Regions from separate parts of the Homo sapiens genome. Here region 2 is linked to region 1. The links are chromatin loops, found by intact Hi-C in ENCODE. Cell type or tissue: MCF 10A. All regions are shown on one strand. Each heading gives the region's core, and the rest is flanking DNA. Links, peaks and the distances in the headings are about the cores only.

Region 1 (2,918 bases), core at 261-2,760:
ACATGCCATAGATAGACAGGTTTAGGGACAGGAAGAATTTCCCAGGGGTTCCAAGAGATTCATGAAAGGGAAACTGGGGAAGCCACTGGACCTCTGACAGTAATAAGGAAAGGAGACCTAGATTATTGTGGTTTGGATATTCATGGGAGGTGTGATCTTACAACCTGCTGATGTATGGGATATCTGGGTCACATAGGATTGTTGCAAGGTTGAAATGAGATAATGAATAAAAAGTTTTTAGCAAAACATCTGTTTTGTTTTTGAGACAAGGTCTCATTCTATTGCCCAGGCTGGAGGGCAGTGGTGCAATCTCAGCTCACTGAAACCTCTGCCTCCTGGGTTCAACTGATTCCCGTGTCAAGCCTCCTGAGTAGCTGGGATTACAGGCGCCTGCCACCACATCCGGCCAATTTTTGTATTCTTAGTAGAGACAGGGTTTTGCCATGTTGTCCAGGTTGGTCTCAAACTATTGGCCTCAAGTCATCCTCCCACCTTGGCCTCCCAAAGTGCTGAGATTATAGGCATGAACCACCGTGCCTAGCCAACATATGACTTTTTAATAGGATCTCAGGAAATGTCTATTGTAATTGATGTTATTGTTATTGACTATGGGATGGTATGTTAGGGGATTATGTAAGTGTGATGGACCAGAAGGTCATATAAGATATATTCACTAAGCAAATCCTGTAGGTACCCAGGCTTCTGCATATACCAAACAGCACCATTGTATGCACAGACAGACCAAAGCCAGACCCTTCCTTCAGAAAGGACTAGAAAGCCAACTTTCTACTTGTCACTTTCCCAGATATGGACAAGGTTGTAAACACGTGGAAGTATAATTTTTTTAGTGGCAAATTACAAATGCATTCAACAGAGCTGTTTCAGAAAGTCATGAGTCTGTGGGAGCAGGTACCAGCCTTAAATGGTGAATGCATTGAAGCAGTGGTAGCTCTGGGGGAGATGGTCCATTTTTCTTTCATTAGACTCCACCGTAACTTGGTATCTTTGTTTTTCTCCATGGGTTCTTAGGCTCAAAGCCAAAGATAGCCATTTGGCAGAAGCACAGGCCCTAGTGAAACATGTATTGAAAGCAGTCTTCTGTGTTTAAAGACATCTCCCTATACGACAATTGTCCTGGATGTCAGGCACTGTGTTGGAAGGCAAGCTGACACTTGACAGGTGACATAGGCAGTACTAATGGTAGAAATCTGATGAAGCAGAAAACAGAGTGGATTTAAGGAGCTGAGTGAACATCTAGCCAGAAGAAGCCAAGATACAGGGACACCAAGGGCAGAAGATCAGACTCCACATCAGCTTCTCAACATGCTACTCACACTCAATGGTTTACCAACAAGAAGCAGCAGGTGGCAGTGTCCCCCAACATTAGCGAGGCCACAGGTCAGGTGTGGAAGTGGACCAGCTGGGCCAGAAAGTATGAAGCATTCTGATAATACTAATACCTAATATTAATCAAGAAATATTTATCTAGCAGGCTCAACTTTAATGAACTAACTCACTTAACGTCACAACAACTGTATTTAATAGATCATGTCATGATCTCAGGCATGCTTATAGCTTCAGGGTGTTTGCACTTGAAGTTTCCTCTAATCAAAACACCATTTCCCAGGTATATGCATGGCTTACTCCTCATGGCATTCTGACCTTTGGTCAAATGTCATCTCCCCAGTGAACACTGTTCTGATCATGAAAATACTCTACCCCACTGCTTATTCCCTTGCCATCCTTTATTTTTCTGCACAGCTCTTATCTCCCGGAAGAAATGTATGTATTTGTGCATTGCTTATAACCCTTCTAGAACTTAACATTGCACAGTGGAAGGGAACGTTATCTGGTTTGTTGATGGCTATATCCTAGCCCCCAAAATGATACCCTTCCCAAATAATTAGCACAATAAACAGTTGTTGCATGATGAAATATCAATTTATAAAGAAAAAACTGAGTTACAATGAGTTTAAACAAATTACCTGAAGTCTCAAGTCATGCATGCAAAATCAGGCTTGGAATCCAGGCAGTGCGGCCCCGGGACCCCAGTTCTTGCCTGCTATCCATACTGCCTTGTGACTACTTCCTTACGTCATCATCTCAGTCCTGAGACAGAAACAGATCACCTGTGAGCAGGGGAGAAGCACATGGAGCACTGCTCTCTATGAAGGACTGGAAAAGGCCCATATCTGGCTTCCTAGGTCCTCTCTTCCCGCATGAGCCTCTATACATGCTGCTGCTGCTGGGAGGCTGTAGGCTTCTGGCTGGAGGGCAGACCCTGTCTATCTCTCTTTCTCTTGCTGAGCATGAGAGCAGGTAGGTGGGCTAAACCCCTCTGAAAACCTAGATACCAGCAATAGCCATACTGAGAAGAAAGGATGGCAGGACCTCTGTTTGCTACTGCATTTCTAGGCACCAGCCTGGAGTCTGGGGATGCTCTGGTTAAAATGCTTAGCCCCTGGTCCTATTGGCCATACTCAGATCAACCCCTGTGGAGTGTACTCCTGAGCCTCAGGACACAGCGGGCCTTTAGAACTCTCCTGAAGCCTAGGTTTCTCCTTTATTTCTAGTGAACTACCTAGAAAAGTTCGAGTCTATAGGCCTGTGATTTCAAGCTCTGGGTGTGCGCTTGTCTGAGGTATGGAGAAGCTTCCTGAAGAAACACATCAGTCAGTTACACTGGCCATTAAGGAATCTTCGGCACACCCAGCCACTGTAGCCTGAGAGGTAGGAAAGAGACTGAGAGACCGGTGCTGGGTAAGGCACAAAGGTGAGACAGAAAAACTCCACAGATTATGGTTTGTGTGATAAAGAAAGGGGCCAAAGCTCATACTTACATTTAAAACCAGGAACACAGTAGCAGCTGGGTAAAGAATATAATTAAGAATCAAGCAGTGGAAGAGAGGACAGGTATT
Region 2 (2,918 bases), core at 280-2,779, 690 kb after region 1:
AAAAATGCTTTATTGCTAAAAAAAAAAAAGGCAAACCATCACCTGAGCCTTCAGCAAGTCGCAGTTTCTGCTCATGGAGGCTCTTGCCTCAATGTTGATTGCTGCTGACTGATCGATCATGGTAGATGTTGCTGAAAGTTGGGGTGGCTGTGGCAATTTCTAAATAAGACAACAATAAAATTTGCTATATTAATTGACTCTTCCTTTCGAGAAAGATTTCTCTGTAGCACATGATGCTGTTTCATAGCATTTTACTCACAGTAGAACTTTAAAACTTGGAGTCAATCCTCTCAAACTCTGCTGCTCCTTTAGTAACCAAGTTAGAATATTTAGATAATATTTCATAAATATTCTAAATGGTTTGTTGTCATTTTGACAATGTTCACAATATCTTCACCAGGAGTAGATTCCATCTCAAGAAACCACTTTCTTTGCTCATCTATAAGAAGCATCTGTTCACGTTCTGTCATGAGATTGCAGCAATTCAGTCACGTCTTCAGGCTCCACTTCCAATTTTGCCATTTCCACCACATCTACAGTGACTTCCTTTAATGAAGTCTTGAACCCATCCCCCCAAAGTCATCTATGAGGACTGAAATGAACTTCTTTCAAACTCCTGTTAGTGTTCATATTTTGATCTCTTTTCATGAATGTCCAGGCAATAGCATGATCTCAGCCCACTGCAACCTCCGCCTCCCAGGTTCAAGTGATTCCCTTGCCACAGCCTCCCGAGTAGCTGGGACTACAGGCACGTGCCACCACGCCTGGCTAATTTTTGTATTTTTAGTAGAGATGGGGTTTCACTATGTTGGCCATGCTGGTCTCAAACTCCCAACCTCAGGTGATCTGCCCACCTTGGCCTCCCAAAGTGCCAGGATTATAAGTATGAGACACTGCGCCCAGCCTGAAATTTAAGATCTTTCACATTTTTCTCTTGCACATAGCAATGATCGGAATGACAGTGGGAACCAGGAGAATAATTTCTGTGCATTTCTTTTTTTTTTTTTTTTTTGAGACAGAGTCTCGCTCTTTCGCCCAGGCCGGACTGCAGCGGCGTGATCTCAGCTCACTGCAAGCTCCGCCTCCCGGGTTCACGTCATTCTCCTGCCTCAGCCTCCCAGGCAGCTGGGACTACAGGCACCTGCCACCACGCCCGGCTAATTTTTTGTATTTTTAGTACAGACGGGGTTTCACCGTGTTAGCCAGGATGGTCTCGATCTCCTGACCTTGTGATCCGCCCGCCTCGGCCTCCCAAAGTGCCGGGATTAGAGGGTTGAGCCACCGCACCCGGCCATTTCTGTGCATTTCTATAGGAAACTGGCTAAGCAAGTTCAGAGTCAAAATCCTTAAGCCACTTCATGGATTTAGGATACAAGAGGAACCTGAAGTTAAAGGACAGAACACCTAAACATACCTCCTGGTGAGACACCTTGCTTTTCTCCCAAACAACTCAGGCTGGACAGACACAAAGATGTTATGGGGCGGGGCGGTGTGGGGGAGTCAGGCTAGTCCCAGGGAATTGTGGAGAGGAAGAGTCAGGTCTCAGAAGTAAGCAAGTAGGACCTGATGCCTAAGCAGAGGGCCCTGGGGCTGTGTCCTATAGTAACATGGATGGGGCCAGAGACTGGAAAAGCCCCAGCAGAGAAGAATGTTTTTCGTATTTTTATCAGGGAGCTATTGACATTGTATATGGACTTGTTCTGCACATTTCAGTATATTTACTATCCCTGCCCTATGCCTACTAAATGCCACTAAATCCCGAAGTCACTGTGACTAGAAATGTCATGCACAGTTCCAAATGCCCACTAGGGGGCCTGTATCACCCTTGATTGCCATTTATCACATATTTGCTAATAAACACACTTCCTGATTAATGTAGTGGGATACAATCGGATATCATAATTACTATTTCTCTTCTTCACAGGTTTTACAGTTTCTCTCCCAACCACCAGGCATCCCTCTTCACCCACTAAATCAAAGCAATTGGTTGCTTCAGGATAAGGGTGACATAGCCAAGAACGAAGATGACAACTGCGTTTCTGAATGGAATTTTAAAATCAAAGGTGAAACAGTAGGCTTTTTATTATAAGAGCCAGGTTTTTGTTTTGTTTTGTTTTGTTTTGTTTTGTTTTAAGAGAGGAAACAAGTTTTCAAAGTTCTAAATAAGTTAGAGCTGGGAGGACTCAGGGCGGAGTGATTATACCATAAACCAAATCATCAGGAGGTATGAAGTTGTTTACCAAAAGAAAATAAAAGTTCAACTTGCTGAAAGAGAATCTGAGGGCATGTTGTCAGAGGCATTTGAACCAGAGTGCCTCCATCTTGAATAGGGGCTGGGTAAAATGAGGCTGAGAGCTACTGGGCTGCATTCCCAACAGGTTAGGCATTCTAAGTTACAGGATGAGAAAGGAGGTCAGCACAAGGTACAGGTCACAAAGACCTTGCTGATAAAACAGGTTGTGGTAAGGAAGCTGGTGAAAACCCACCAAAACCCACCAAAACCGAGACAGTGACGAGAATGACTTCTGGTCATCCTCGCTGTTCATTATATGCTAATTATAATGCATTAGCATGCTAAAAGACACTCCCACCAGTGCCATGACAGTTTACAAATGCCATGGCAATGTCAGGAAGTTACCCTATATGATTTAAAAAGGGGAGGAACCCTCAATTCTGGGAATTGCCCACCCCTTTCCCGGAAAATTTATAAATAATCCACCCCTTGTTTAGCATGTGACCAAGAAATAAGGCTGGGAACAGTGGCTCACGCCTGTAATCCCAGCACTTTGGGAGGCCGAGGCAGGCGGATCACTTGAGGTCAGGAGTTTGAGATTTGCCTGTCCAATATGGCGAAACCTCCGTCTCTGCTAAAAATGCAAAAATTAATGGGGCCTGGTGGCGCGTGCCTGTAATTCCAG

Evidence for each region. A loop is a pair of places that touch in the nucleus more often than their neighbours do. Peaks named below come from ENCODE experiments on the same cell type or tissue, not always from the same donor. Only the 100,000 strongest peaks of a DNase experiment are listed, where the experiment ranks them.
Region 2: it touches region 1 in a loop (10-fold over the local background); 1 of 110 quality-filtered maps calls a loop at or near these places.

The regions. Positions count from the first base shown.
Region 1 is chr4:147,017,885-147,020,802 of GRCh38, forward strand. It overlaps LOC105377475 (a long non-coding RNA gene), which reads right to left. Exons shown (of 5, transcript XR_939315.3): 2 at 1,986-2,109. Among named protein-coding and RNA genes, the nearest start is that of TTC29, 73 kb to the left of the region's middle. In MCF 10A, for the core only: a CTCF peak has its summit at 1,379 (motif pointing right); a DNase peak (open chromatin) is centred at 1,367.
Region 2 is chr4:147,706,547-147,709,464 of GRCh38, forward strand. No RefSeq gene overlaps it. Among named protein-coding and RNA genes, the nearest start is that of PRMT9, 24 kb to the left of the region's middle. In MCF 10A, for the core only: CTCF peaks have their summits at 1,806 and 2,005; a DNase peak (open chromatin) is centred at 1,805.